Regions from separate parts of the Homo sapiens genome. Here region 2 is linked to region 1. The links are chromatin loops, found by intact Hi-C in ENCODE. Cell type or tissue: IMR-90. All regions are shown on one strand.

What was found. Peaks named below come from ENCODE experiments on the same cell type or tissue, not always from the same donor. Only the 100,000 strongest peaks of a DNase experiment are listed, where the experiment ranks them.
Region 2: a loop joins it to region 1, with 2.3 times the contacts of the local background. A loop is called at or near these places in 1 of 110 quality-filtered maps.

Annotation. Positions count from the first base shown.
Region 1 is chr4:105,298,868-105,306,867 of GRCh38, forward strand. All of the region lies in intron 2 of TET2-AS1 (TET2 antisense RNA 1), which reads right to left. Among named protein-coding and RNA genes, the nearest start is that of TET2-AS1, 50 kb to the right of the region's middle. RefSeq lists an enhancer at 7,551-7,830. In IMR-90, no CTCF peak of the experiment used is centred here; no DNase peak of the experiment used is centred here.
Region 2 is chr4:105,347,359-105,355,358 of GRCh38, forward strand. It overlaps TET2-AS1 (TET2 antisense RNA 1), which reads right to left and starts at 5,523. Exons shown (of 6, transcript NR_126420.1): 1 at 5,322-5,523. In IMR-90, no CTCF peak of the experiment used is centred here; a DNase peak (open chromatin) is centred at 4,003.

The sequences.
Region 1 (8,000 bases):
ACAAACCAGAAGAAAGTGGGGGCCAATATTCAAAATTCTTAAAGAAAAGAATTTTCAACCCAGAATTTCATATCAAGCCAAACTAAGTTTCATAAGTGAAGGAGAAATAAAATCCTTTACAGACAAGCAAATGGTGAGAGATTTTGTCATCACCAGGCCTGCCCTACAAGAGCTTCTGAAGGAAGCACTAAACATGGAAAGGAACAACCGGTACTAGCCACTGCAAAAACATGCCAAATTGTAAAGACCATTGACAATATGAAGAAACTGCATCAACTAATGGGCAAAATAACCAGCTAGCATCATAATGACAGGATCAAATTCACACATAACAATATTAACCTTAAATGTAAATGGGCTAAATGCCCAAATTAAAAGGCACAGACTGCCACATTGAATAAAGAGTCAAGACCCATTGGTGAGCTGTACTCAGGAGGCCAATCTCAAGTGCAAAGACACACATGGGCTCAAAATAAAGGGATGGAGGAATATTTACCAAGCAAATGGAAAGCAAAGAAGAAAAAAAAAGGCAGTGGTTGCAATTCTGGTCTCTGATAAAACAGACTTTAACCCAACAAATACCAAAAAACACAAACAAGGGCATCACATAATGGTAAAGGGATCAGTGCAACAAGAAGAGCTAACTATACTAAATATATATGCACCCAATACAGGAGCACCCAGATTCATAAGGCAAGTTCTTAGAGACCCACAAAGAGACTTAGACTCCCACACAATAATACTGGGAGACTTTAATACTCTACTGTCAATATGAGATCAACAATACAGAAAATTAACAAGGATATTCAGGACTTGAACTCAGCTCTAGACCAAGTGGACCTAGTAGACATCTACAGAACTCTCCACCCCAAATCAAAAGAGTATACGCACCCCTCTTAGCATCACATCGCACTTATTCTAAAACTGACCACATAATTGGAAGTAAAGCACTCCTTAGCAAATGCAAAAAAACCCAGAAATCATAACAAACAGTCTCTCAGAACACAGTGCAATCAAATTAGAACTCGGGATTAAGAAACTCACTCATCTACATGGATACTGAACAACCTGCTCCTGAATGACTACTGGGTAAATAATGAAATTAAGGCAGAAATAAAGATGTTCTTTGAAACCAAGGAGAATAAAGACACAAAATACCAGAATCTCTGGAAAACAGGTAAAGCAGTGTTTAGAGGAAAATTTATAGAACTAAATGCCCACAGGAGAAAGCAGGAAAGATCTAAAATCAACACCATAACATCACAATTAAAAGAACTAGGGAAGCAAGAGCAAACAAATTCAAAAGCTAGCAGAAAACAAGAAATAACTAAGATCAGAGTAGAACTCAAGGAGACAGAGACACCAAAAACCCTTCAAAAAAAAAAAATCATCAGTGAATCCAGGAGCTGGTTTTTTTGAAAACATCAACAATATAGATAGACTGCTAGCCAGACTAATAAAGAAGAAAAGAGAGAAGAATCAAATAGACACAATAAAAAATGATAAAGGGGATATCAACACTGATCCCACAGAAATAAAAACTAGCATCAGAGAATATTATAAACACCTCTATGCAAATAAACTAGAAAATCTAGAGGAAATGGATAAATTCCTGGACACATACACCCTCCCAAGACTAAACCAGGAAGAAGTCAAATCCCTGAATAGACCAATAACAAGTTTTAAAATTGAGGCAGTAATTAATAACCTACCAACAAAAAAAAGCCCAGGACCAGACGTATTCACAGCTGAATTCTACCAGGGGTACAAAAAGGAGCTGGTACCATTCTTTCTGAAACTCTTTTAAACAAGAGAAAAAGAGAGACTTCTCCCTAACTAATTTAATGAGGCCAGCATCAGCCTGATACGAAAACCTGGCAGAGACACCACAAAAAAAGAAAATTTCTAGCCAATATCCCTAATGAACATCGATGTGAAAATCCTCAAGAAAATACTGGCAATTTGAATCCAGCAGCCCATCAAAAAGCTTATCCACCACGATCAAGTCGGCTTCATCCCTGGGATGCAAGGCTGTTCAACATACACAAATCATAAACATAATCCATCACATAAACAGAACCAAGATAAAAACCATGTGATTATCTCAATAGATGCACAAAAGGACTTCGATAAAATTCAACATCCCTTCATGCTAAAAAAACTCTCAATAAACTAGGTATCAGTAGAACTTATCTCAAAATAATAAGAGCTATTTATGACAAACTCACAACCAATATCATACTAACTGGGCAAAAGCTGGAAGCATTCACTTTGAAAACCAGCACAAGACAAGGATACCCTCTCTCACCATTCCTACTCAACATATTATTGGAAGTTCTGGCCAGGGCAATCAGATAAGAAAAGGAAATAAAGGGAATTTAAATAGGAAGAGAAGAGAGGGAGTCAAATTGTCTCTGATTGCAGATAACATGATTGTATATTTAGAAAACCCCATAATGTCAGCTCAAAATCTCCTTAGGCTGATAAGCAATTTCAGCAAAGTCTCAGGATACAAAATCAAGGTGCAAAATTCACAAACATTGCTATACACCAATAATAGACAAACAGAGAGCCAAATCATGAGTGAACTCCCATTCACAGTTGCTACAAAGAGAATAAAATATCTAGGAATACAACTTACAAGGGATGTGAAGTATCTCTTCAAGAAGAGCTACAAACCACTGCTCAAGGAAATGAGAGGACACAAACAAATGGAAAAACATTCCATGCTCATGAATAGAAAGAATCAGTATCGTGAAAATGACCATACTGCCCAAGGTAATTTATAGATTCAACGCAATTCCCATCAAGCTACCATTGACTTTCTTCACAGAATTAGAAAAAAATTACTTTAAATTTCATATGGAACCAAAAAAGAGCCTGTATAGCCAAGACAATCCTAAGCCAAAAGAACAAAGCTGAAGGCATCACACTACCTGATGTAACTATACTACGAGGCTACTGTAACAAAAACAGCATGGTACTGGTACCAAAACAGATATATAGACCAATGGAACAGAACAGAGGCCTCCGAAATAATGCCACACATCTACAACCATCTGATGTTTGACAGCCTGACAAAAAGAAGCAATGGGGAAAGGATTCCCTATTTAATAAATGGTGTTGAGAAAACTGGCTAGCCATATGAAGAAAACTGAAACTGGACCCCTTCCTTACACCTTATATAAAAATTAGCTCAAGATGGATTAAAGACTTAAACGTAAACCTAAAACCATAAAAACCCTAGAAGACAACCTAGGCAATACCATTCAGGACATAGGCACGGGTAAAGACTTCATGACTAAAACAGCAAAAGCAATGGCAACAAAAGCCAAAATTGACAAATGAGATCTAATTAAACTGAAAAGCTTCTGCACAGCAAAAGAAACTCTCATCAGGGTGAACAGGCAACCTACAGAATGGGAGAAAATTTTTGCAATCTATCCATCTGATAAAGGGCTAATATCCAGAATCTACAAGGAACTTAATTTTACAAGAAAAAGACAAACAACCACATCAAAAAGTGGGCGAAGGATATGAACAGACACTTCTCAAAAGACAACATTTATGCGGCCAACAAACATATGAAAAAAAGTTCATCATCACTGGTCATTAGAGAAATGCAAATCAAAACCATAATGAGATACCATCTCATGCCAGTTAGAATGGCAATCATTAAAAAGTCAGGAAACAATATATGCTGGAGAGGATGTGGAGAAATAGAAATGTTTTTACACTGTTGGTGGGAGTGTAAATTAGTTCAACCATTGTGGAAGACAGTGTGGTGATTCCTCAAGGATCTAGAACCAGATATACCATTTGTCCTGGCATTCCCATTACTGGGTATATACACCAAAAGATTATAAATCATTCTACTATAAAGACACATACACACATGTTTATTGCAGCCCTATTCACAATAGCAAAGACTTGGAACAAACCCAAATGCCCATCAAGGATAGACTGGATAAAGAAAATGTGGCATATATACACCATGGAATACTATGCAGCCATAAAAAAGAATGAGTTCATGTCCTTTGCAGGACATGGATGAAGCTGGAAACCATCATTCTCAGCAAACTAACAAGAACAGAAAACCAAACACCGCATATTCTCACTCATAAGTGGGAGTTGAACAACGAGAACACATGATACATGGAGGGGAACATCACACACCAGGGCCTGTTGGGGGGTGGGGGGCTAGGGGATGGATAGCATTAGGAGAAATACAGATGATGATGGTTGATGGGTGCAGCAAACTACCGTGGCACATGTATACCTATGTAACATACCTGCAGGTTCTGCAATGTATCCCAGAACTTAAAGTATAATATTTTTTTTAAAAAGTCACTATTCAGGTTCAACATCAGATTTGAGCCAGCAGAAGAAAGAAACAGTGAACTTGAAGATACAACATTTAAAATTATCAAGTCTAAAAACAGAACAAAAGACAAGAAAAGTATACAGAGCCTAAGGAATTTATGGGATACCATCAAGCTGAACAATATAAGCTGTATGGAGTCTCTGAAATGTGGGTGGTCAGAGACTTTCTTTGAAGAAATAATGGCCAGAAACTTTCTAAACTTGATGAAAGACACAAATATACATCCAATAAGCTTGAAAAATCAATTATGATAAACCCAATAAAATATTTATTATGTACAAGGGAGTCCCAATATGATTATTAGCCAATTTCTCAGCAGAAACTTTGAAGGCTAGAAGGCACTGGAATGATATATTTAAAGTGCTGAAAGATAAAACTCAGATAAGAATTCTATATTTGGCAAAACCATGCCTTTAAAATGAGGGAGGAGTAAAGACATTCCCAGAAAAACAAAAAACTGAGGGAGTTTATAACCACTAGATCTGCCCAGCAAGAAATACTAGAGGGAGTCCTTTGCAATGAAGTAAAAAAAATTAGACAGTAACTCAAAGTTTTATGAATATATAAATATCTCTGGAGAAAGTAAACACATGGGCAAATATAAAAATCAATATTTTTATAAACTTGGTTTCTCATTCTACTTTTAATTTTCTACATGATTTAAAAGACAAATGCATAAAAATAGTTATAAATCTGTGGTTATAGGCATATAATGTATAAAGATGTAATCGGTGACATCAATAAAGTGAAGGAGAAGAAAGAACAGGATTTTTTGTAAGCAATTGAAGCTGAAGTGGTATAAATTCAAAAAAGATTGTTAAAACTTTAGAATATTATATGTAGTCCCTATGGTGACCATAAAGAATATACAAAATGTACACAAAAGGAAATGAGAAGGGAATCAAAACTTGTCATGATAAGAAATCAACTAAGGCAGTAATGGAGAAAAAGAGGAAGAAAAAGCTAGAATGTATACAGCAACCAAATAAAATAGCAAAAGTAAGTCCTCACCAATGAATAACTACATTAAGTGTAAATGGATTAAATTTTCCAATCAAAGGACATAGATTGGCAAAACTGATTAAGGAAAGCAGGATACAATTTTATGAGATTCATTTTAGAGCTAAGAATACACACAGATTGAGTGTGAAATAATGAGAAAAGGTAATCCATGCAAACAGCAACCAAAAGAGAGCAAGGATGACCATATTTATATTAGACAAAGTCAACTTTTTTCTGGTGTACATAGAACATTCTTCAGAATAGAAATGTTAAGCAACTGAAGCTTAACAAAAAAGTCTTAATAAATGTTAAACATTTATTAACAAAAAAGTCTTAACAAATGTTAAAAGGTTGATATCATACAAAGTATCCCTTACAATTATAATGGAATGAAACTAGAAATGAGTAGCAGAAGGAAAACTGGAAAATTCACACACATTGAAATTAAACAATATACTCAAACAGCCAATGGGTTAAAGAAGAAACTATAGAGAAACTGGAAAATATTTTGAGAGAAATGAAAACACAACCCCCCGACACTTATGGCATGTACAGAAATCAGACCCAAGAGAAAAATGTATAGCTGTAAATGCTTACATTAAAAAGAAGGATGTCAAATTAACAATGTACTTTACACTTTTAGGAACTAAAAAAAGAAAAAACTAAACCCACAGCCAGAAGAAGGAAGGAAAGATTACAACAAAGATACAATACAGGATACAAAAAAAAAAAAACAAAAAAATTAAACCAAAAGTAAGCTCTTAGAAAAGATCAACAAAATGTTTAGCTAGAATGACTAAGAAAAAAAGCTCAAGTAACTAAAATCAGAAATGAAAGAGGATATTACTACCAATTTTACAGAAATAGAAAACGATTACATCAGTGATTGTCAGAGTTAGAGGTGAGGAAACAAATAGGGCACAGAAGATTTTTAGGGCAGTGAAACTACTTGGTATGACACTGTAATGGTGGATACAGGTATATATTTGTTTAAATCCATAGAATGTACAAATCGAGCAAACCCATGTGTAAACTGTGGGCTCTGCATAATTATGTGTCAATGTAGGTTCAGCCAAGCAAAAGTGTCCTTTTCATGATAAAGATTCAAAATGATGCCCCTCAATGCTAACTCAATTAAGCATCTACAACAGGCCAGGCTTTGTGGTAGAACTACAAACAGCGTTGGAAATAACGGTAAGTTTCAGCCCCTACAGACTTCAAGTATAGCTGCAGGTTGAGAAAATCATATTCAATAAGTGCTCAGTTGCTTATGGTTTGCGATGGCAGTGATGGTCAGTCCAAGTATTTTCAGGTCAAGGCACACAACTTTCCAAAGATTATGCTTTCATCTGCCATACAGGCTGTGATATTACTCACATATTTGCAGCTTAGGAAGTTCCCAAGAGGGCTTGAAGCAAGAGGCTTGCTATGGATATTACTAATCACTAACATTTAAGAGTACTGTGGGCTAAATATTGATTTCAGCATTTTACATGTATTTATTCTTTTAATCCTTATAACCACAATTTAAGGGAAGTACAATTTTTATCTCCATTTCATGCTTGAGAAAACTGAGACACAGAATATCAATAATTTTCTTAAAACAGAGCTAATAAGTGGCTCCAGAGCCTGGTAGAAAGCAAGGCAGATATGAGGAGTTCTATTCTATCAGGGCAATAGGATGTTGGGCTGCCCAGTCAGAACAGTGAAAAGCCCAGTAGGCCAGCCTTTCCCCCAGCTGTCCAATTTTTTAATAGAGCTCCTGGTGGCAACATGTAGATTAGCCTTATTTAGACCTGTCAGCAAAGTCCTGGGGATCATGTCTGGGCCCCGTTAATAAATGGCTAAGATACACTGCCTACCATTTCTCTGTTCCACAGAAAGGGGTCTGGGTCAGTGAGAAAGAGAGTGGGAAGGAAAAGTCAAAAACATCCTCAGTTCCAATGACACAGCTTAGGATGGTGAGTATATGTCACATACACATTAAAACCCCCCTAATTAGGTTGTCCACTTCTGACTCGGAAAAGCCTCAGTGGAAAACATTATGCCATGATGCTACAATACCTGGGATTCTGCTCTGTTCAGCACTTCCAACCTTGAAGGACAAAAGCAAAACAGTGTGGGTGTAGGTGGGTGTGTGTCTGGCTGCAAGCACATGCCAGCCACTGCTGTCACACAGCCTTGCCTATGCCTTGGTATATTAAAGAGTGGTGAGTCACTCACACTTATGATAACCATTCATAACTAGAATTTTAGAAGAGGGGAAAACCCCAGGGCTGTACAGAATGACACGTGACACTCTCCAATGGAAGGACAGAAAGAGCAGAAGCCTCTTGCTAAATCTAACCATGAGCTCTTTCAGAGAAAAGAGGGCCGTTCAGCTTTTCTGCGTCACTATTAATGTGAGCCAGCTGGAAACAGAAAGAATGACTCAAGAGAGTACTACCTATCCTGGAAATGGGGTCAAAGCAGGTATGGTGGGGGAACTGGTTGTGGGCGAGACTGAAGGAGGAAGAAAGATGAGATGTGTGTTTCCTCAAAGTTGATGCTCCTCTCAGTTATTTACTCTTCTCAAGGGTGTCATCAGTATTCTCGGAAGGTCTCAAAAGTGGCA
Region 2 (8,000 bases), 48 kb after region 1:
GAAATACAGAATCTCAGGCCCTACCCCAGGCCAAGTGAATCAGAATCTGCATTTTAACAAGATTGACAGTGATTTGGAAGCACATTAAGGTTTGAGGAGATCTCAGCTTAAATCAGTGGCTGGTATGGGCACTATCATTAACATTGTTTCTCATTAAACAACTTCATATATTTATTTTTCTATAAATTGTTTTTATTATTTACATTACTAAGTACTATATGGCTATTTTATTTTAACTACTTGAACATATACTTCAAAATGCTGTGTTTTCCTATGGAAAACTAATGTGTCTATTTTTTAAATGACCCACTTTCAGGAAACTAACCATGACTTAAATTGAGACAGAAAAAAAATACTGTAATAGGTGGACTTTAAAGGTAGCCCAAGAATACTGCAAATTACAAAGTCAAAAATTTACTAGGAGGTAGAATTGACATGTCCTAATGAAACTGCAGGCTGGATGCAGTGGCTCATGCCTCTAATCCCTGCACTTTGGGAGGCCAACGCTGGTGGATCACTTAAGATCAGGAGTTCATGACCAGCCTGGCCAACATGGTGAAACCCCGTTTATACTAAAAATACAAAAATTAGCCTGGCATTGTGGTGGGCAGCTGTAATCCCAGCTACTCGGGAGGCTGAGGCGGGAGAATCGCTTGAACCCGGGAGGTGGAGGTTGCGGTGAGCCAAGGTGGTGCCATTGCACTCCAGCCTGGGTGACAGAGTGAGAATCTGTCTCAAAAAAAAAGAAAGAAGAAAGAAGGAAGGGGAAGGGACGGAGAGAGAGAGAGAGAAAGAAAAAAGAAAGAGAGAGAGAAAGAAACTGCATGTGGAGACAAGACAACTGTGAGAGGAATTGCTAAGAATAACTCTGGGCTTTCCGGTCTTGGTAAGTGGATGAAGGCTGAAGCCCCATTCACCAATGGAAGACGCGTGGTTTTGGTAGGAAAAACCATAAGTCCAATTTTTGGACATGCTGATGCCTGTGGATTTTCCAGATGGAAAAGTCTGAAAGGTAGCTGGATACATGGGTGAGGCTCAGGAAAGATGGTTGCATTGATAAAACAGTGGGCCTCTTATGCAAGGCCCAGAGCAGGCTCCTCCAGTATCTGCAGTAAAGCCATTACCTTCACTCTCTCTTGACCCAACCCTAACCGTTTAACAGGAGCACTTCTGATGTCCATATCCACAATGCCCATGCAATTCTGAGACCTCAGTGAGACTTGATGCATCCACCATGAAACCATAGTTATCTTTACTCCCCCGCAGGGAGGGCCCTCTAGGTACAGTCTTATCAAGCTCATCTGGGGCAATTTCAGGAAGTCTGTACCAAAGCGGACTGGATCCCAGAAGGAAGAATACAGATGCCTGATATTATTCTAAACCAGGCGGAAGACTGGGTTTCTTCCCCAAATTCTCCAGCCTATAACCATAAGTTGCCATAGCCAATTCACTAACATATGCAAGAAGGTACATTTCCCCTCAGAACCTGTGCATCATGGTTTTCTATGAGACATTTCCTGACAACTGCATTGGTGCCCTTGCTTCTAAAATAAATATTGATTTTAGACTAAAGTAGAACTTAGACCCAAAGGGTAAAGACTGGAAAGCTGCAAGTGAGAAAAGAAGGAAATATATTAGGTAATGTCTCCCACAAGTATATCACTTAAAAACATTTCAGAGAGAAGCTAACTTTTTTGCTTTTATATTTTTGTTCTTAAAACTTGACAGTTAAGCAAGAGAAGACATTTTTAAAATTTGGTACATTAATAAATTCAAATCAACAAAAGAGAAACTACTCAGTGTGAGTGAATTTTTTAATTTTTTCAAAAAGTTACCTACAATATCAATTATAGAACTTAGGTTTATTGAGATAATTTTGCTTTTATAGACAGCACCACCTCTAAACACCACAACTGCTGCAGATGCAGCAGAAAAGCTGCATTATACCCATTTTATAAAATTTCATTACTTAAAGAGGATATTTAAAATCTAAAAACTGACAGTCCAATTCAAGCAGGATTGAAACTGCCTATCTTCGGTAGTAGCATGCGTTTTAGCTAAGCTTGTCCATTGGGAGACTGCCTGCTTCTTTCTGCCTGGGAGAGATACTTTCTCATAGCCAGAGCAGAGGTGCTTGTTAAGAGTAATATTTCAGGCTGGGCGTGGTGGCTCACGCCTGTAATCCCAACAGTTTGGAAGGCTGAGGAGGGTGGATCATTTGAGGTCAAGAGTTCAGGATCAGCCTGGCCAACATGGTGAGACCCAGTCTCAACTAAAAATACAAAAATTAGCCAGGAGTGGTGGCACACACTTGTAATCTCAGCTACTCGGGAGTCTGAGGCAGGAGGATTGCTTGAACCCGGGAGGCGGAGGTTGCAGTGAGCCAAGATCATGCCACTGCACTCCAGCCTGGGCAACAGTGAAAGACTCCATATCAAAAAAAAAAAAAAAAAAAAAGAAAAAGAGTAAATAAAATTTCAATGTTAAAGCAAGGAGCTTTCATTTGTGCCCTGTCTTGCCTCTGATGCAGATGTAAGCATTCTCCAGGTTGGAGAACCTGAGCACATCAGCTGCTGGTACGCCTCCTTCTCAGAGTGACCACTTTGGACAAGAAAATAATTGTTCATAGGTATGACATGACTAATGTTTCTATGAGCTTCTTTCTCTGATGACAGGTGCAGCAAAATATGGTTTCAAAGATTAAGCCAATGAGATTTTTTGGCCTTTGTCCATCAGCCCCGTTATTTCACAGACTATTTTAGAGCTATGTATCAGGTAGACACTATTCTAGATGCTTCACATACATTATCTCATTTGATCCTCATACTGTTCCTAGCAAGTCAAGTTTCAATTTAGAGATGGGTATCACTTTTTCTTTATTCCCACCTTATCATCACATTCCAGGAAGGGGTAGACCTTCATATGACAAGACCCTGATCCACCAGGTCACAGTTGACTAGACCAGAGGTTGACACCTGATATCAAGTAAACTGTGCTAATCAAATTTATATCTGTAGGAATTTGCAGCTGGATATATAAAATATTAAAACCAATAAATGCTGTAATAGGCTATATTTGATCCATTTGTAAGTCTTTAGAGCGAATAAAAAACGATGTAGAGACAAAAGACCATTTGGCTCTAAGACAAACTCACTCAGTACTCACTGATGCCTATGTTTCAATTCCTAGATTGACTTGTTTCTGAGGCCTACCGCATTTCATGTCCTTGGGGGTTCATAAGGCACCCTGTATCTTTACAATTATTTCTCCTTTCTTCTTAAATTACCTTGAATAGATAAGGTCATCTACTGAATACATTCAGTACAACCCAATGGTCTCTAAGAGACTATCCTTATCTTTGTTTTATAGATGAGGAAACATACTCAGAGAGTTTAAGCAAGTTACCCGAGATCATGCAGATAGGAAAAAGTGGAATTCAAGCCCAAATCTACATGACTCCAAAATTTGTGCCTTTCACCACTAGATTAATTTAGATCCAAAAATTTTAATGTACCTTGCTGTTTGTTAAAGCTGTCTAAATCTAAGCTAGAGGCTTTATGATTTACAGAAGTTATTGCCATGTCTTCTTAGAGTTTAATACTCAAAACAACTGCTCATTGTAAACAGACAGACATAGAGTATCCATATTTTCATCTACATCATTAAGTCTAGGGAAGTGAAACTTCCTGCTTTCTAGCTGAGTTGGCCTCCTTTCAAGGACTCCAGATCTAATTGCTTTTGCAGAACATGTATATTTCCAATACGTTAGACTCATCTGCTCCCAAGGAAAAATTTGACTTTTTTCTGGTCAATTTGCTATGCACAATTTGTCATCACTAGACCATTCCTATTGTTTATCTTTATGGATGGTTTCCCAGATGAAATTGACATATATTTTTTTCTCTTTCTAACTAGCCACAAGGCTAGAGTTACTCATGTAACTCTTCAACAGCTCAGCTCTGGAGTTTAGCTATTAGCCTTTCTTTATGGAGAAAAAAACCCCACTTAAGCAATCCTATTACCATATCTGAGCTGTTTTGGTTTTTGTCCTGGGATGTGGGGCCTCACCACTCTATCATCCTACATAACTGCTTAGCTTACAAGAATCTGGACTTGGGCCACTCTGATTCAATGATTATGAGAATGGTTTAGGTTAAGACGTTTTTATTGTATTTCAAGCAAAAAACCATCACTTGCTGTAAATCCACCAATTTTGGTTACTTTAAATTTGTTATACCCATAACATTATAACATCAACAGGAATTAGTAAAAATCATCCAGATGTCCATCACTCCAAGAAATCACCTTCATTAGTTTTCCTGTATTATTTTGTGTTCTGTTTGTATACATGTATACATTTTACCTAGTTTTAATCATAACAGATGGCACTTTTAGTTAGCTTTCCTTCATATAATTTGTCAGGAATCACTTTTTTGAACTGCTAATTCTTTTAAATTATTGTTTGAGTAGCCACATTCAACCATGTCAGATGTTAAACTTTTAGTGTTTCTTGTTACTTCTTTAAACAATGCTAAATCTGGTAACCTAGCCTTTGAGGTGACAAGCTCATGCTTATACCCCCTCATCATGAGTGTTGACAACCATTGGCCACATGTAAGCAAAAACTAAACTGGCAGCAGGAGAGCTCATCCCAGGATGTTGCCAGTTTTTCATTTGCCTGGCATGGGATCAGTATGCACCCATCTCTTTCTTGGCAGTAATCTAGGCAGATTTGGAAGGTTTTCATCATACTTAACTTGGGGTTCAAAAGCAACGACAACAAAAAAGCAGCTAGAGATCACTGCAACAACACATTTCATACTGAGGGCAATACGGGTCAGTAGGTGACATGCAGTACAAATTGAAACTAGTGTTTTCTATAAGCACTCAAAGTTGTATGCCTCTATCTTCTCTCCAAATAGGTCCCAAATATGTTACAGAAAAATCTAGGATGGCATTTTCCTCCTTTGACCACAGCTGAGACTCAGAGGGACTTGAGGTCTTTCTGGTACTATTAGTGAACATCTTTGAATTTTTCTCCTCTGGACCCTCAGTCAGTGCTTCTAGAACTGTGTGCCTCTTTTGGCTACTGTAAAAGGCACGGTGATTTAAGCCTGGAGAAATGTAAATCTGGGCAACCAACAACCTCCCGTCTATCCTTCAAACACATATACACACACTTTTACACATATCGGTTCATTTTCTTATCAAACACAAATACATGGAACAACACAGTAACAAGAAAAGCAAAGAGACCGGGGGTAGATAAGAGGTAACCTACATTTCCTAAGGTATTTATACTGACCATCCCTCAGCCTTACCTTTACAGGGGGATTCTCTCTTAAGTCAGGTTGCAGTGTTTAAAACGCTATGCAATTTGCTACTGTGTTACTCAGTTTCCAAAAGCCACAATCTACTCAATTCACCTGTTCTGAATCTTTCTTGATTCTCAAAGAAGCCTGTCTCTGAAGAGCTCCATCCTTCTGGGTCACACTTCCTTCTGATATGGGGCCTCTCTCTTCTGTGAAGGTCTCTATTCCAGTCTTCCTGAAGCAGCCCGATGTACCCTTCTTTCTCTGCCTTTTCAAATGGCCACAGTGATGTCACTCTCAGCTGTTTCTAAGCTGGTTCCTAACCTCAAGACTAAGGGAATGACTCAGCTGGAATCAGTAACCTTGTCTTTAAAAGGTCAGACTATTTTGAACCACCACCACCACCATAGACTTAATGCAGTCAACCCGTTTAACAGACAGGTATAAATTAAATACGGGCATACTAAACATGTGTTCTGAGTAAAAGAGACTTATAAAAGATGGAACATTGTTTGCCAAGATTCAAAAAAGTTTTAACTTTGAAATTTCATTACAGTTAGTCTGTTGAGAATGGTAGACAATTTTAAAGCTACTAGTGAACTCCCAAAACTCAATTCGGCAGGCTTTCCTCTGACCTCATCTTCCTTGACCACTAGGCCTTAGAGTCCAAAGGCTGGAGGGGCCGAAGTTCTGATGTCCAAAAGAAGGAGATGAAGTGTGTCCAGCTCCAGGAGAGAGAGGAGAGGAAAGAGAGAGAGAGACTAGCATTTGATACAATTGTCCCTCTAACCTTCCGTTCCTATCCTGGCTTCTCTGACACCCACAATGCCAAGTTAGTTTTGCTCTCATTCCTTTCCTGCTCCCTCAGGTAGTTTATTCATGACGAGTGTCTGCAGTTATCACCTGCATGTGGTTTCTTGGTATTAGTTGGGAGTTGCAAGTAATAGAAACCTAACTTGAACTAGCATAAATTTTACAAACATATTTAAGGATCTTAGGCAAGAATGAAGCTGCCTAAATAAGGAATACTTGGGATCAGAGACTCAAACATGTGAGTTTTCTACCAATTTTGTTTTCTTTTTCTGTGTGACTGTTTCATTTTCCTGTGTGCAGACCATTTTGAATTTATATCTCTTTTGTTCCAGAGAGCAGGAAGACTGGGTTGTAATGTCTTGGTCTCAATTCCAGATTTCTAAGTAAGGCTTTTGATTGGCTCAGTTTAGGCTTAGGTCTCGAATAAATCAATTTCAGCAGGGGGTACAGTCAAGGGAAAAGGTTAAGTGATCACCTTGGATCAATCAACCATGGCTAGGTGGTCATAAGAACATGGTGTCCCTAATGTCACCTCCAGACTTAACCTCCCATCTGAGCACATAAAGAATTTGCTAGATATTATCACATGCTGCCATCTCCAACTTAACAAGCCTGAAACTGATCTCATAATTTCCCACCCAAACTATAGGCCACCTTTACTATTTGTGAATGAATAGTATTATCATTCTCTCACCATCCTTGGCCCAAACCTTGAATCATCCTGCCTCATCTCTTTCTCTTCTGAGTGCAGTCATCAATTTGTAAAATAGTACTGATTAATATTTAGTGGATATTTACTGTATACCACTAAATGGTACATGTATTATCTCCTTTAATTCTCAAACAAACCCCTGAGATAGATTCTATTGGTAAAGCCATTTTTACAGATTAAGAAACTAAAAAAGTTAGCTTGCTCAAGATCATACAACTACAAAGCAATGGGACTTAGAAATAAATTTAAGTCTGTTCAAACTCTGAGCCAAAGCTTTTGTTTTGTTTTGTTTTGTTTTTTTGAGACCAAGTCTCACTCTGTTGCCCAGACTGGAGTGCAGTGGCTTGGTCTTGGCTCACTGCAACCTCCGCCTCCTGGGTTCAGGTGATCTTCTGCCTCAGCCTCCCGAGTAGCTGGGACTACAGGCATGTGCCACCACACCCGGCTATTTTTTATTCTGTATTTTTAATAGAGACAGACTTTCACCATTTGGCCAGGCTGGTCTCAAACTCCTGACCTCAGGTGATCTGCCGGCCTCAGCCTCCCAAAGTGCCGGGATTACAGGTGTGAGCCACAGTGCCCGGCCTAAGCCAAAGATTTTAACAATCATGCGATACTGTCTTATCGCTTCTCTAACATTTTTGTTACATAATATTTCTGATATCTCGTACCCTACAAATCCCTCCCCAATCAGCTTGTACACCCACACAAACAGCCCTGGCACTGCCATTCCCCTACAGCTGGAAAGCTAGAGTCAAGTGTGAGTAGTCCAGACTTTTTCAGGAGTTGCAGTGCTATGTTCCTTGACATTATATGTTAATTTTTAAAACAATGTGTTCATTTTTTTTTTTTTGAAACAGGTCTCACACCCATCACCCAGGCTGGAGTGCAGTAGTGTGATCATGGTTCACTGCAGCCTTGATTTCCTGGGTTCAGGTGATTCTCCCACCTCAGCCTCTCGATTAGCTGGGACTACAGGCACATGCCACCACTCCCAGCTAATTTTTGTATTTTTTTTATAGAGACAGGGTTTCACCACATTGCCTAGGCTGGTCTTAAACTCCTGGGCTCAAGCAATCCTCCTGCCTCGGCTTCCAAAAGTGTTGGGATTACAGGCATGAGTCACGATGCCCTGCCAGTTTTTGTTTGTTTGTTTGTTTGTT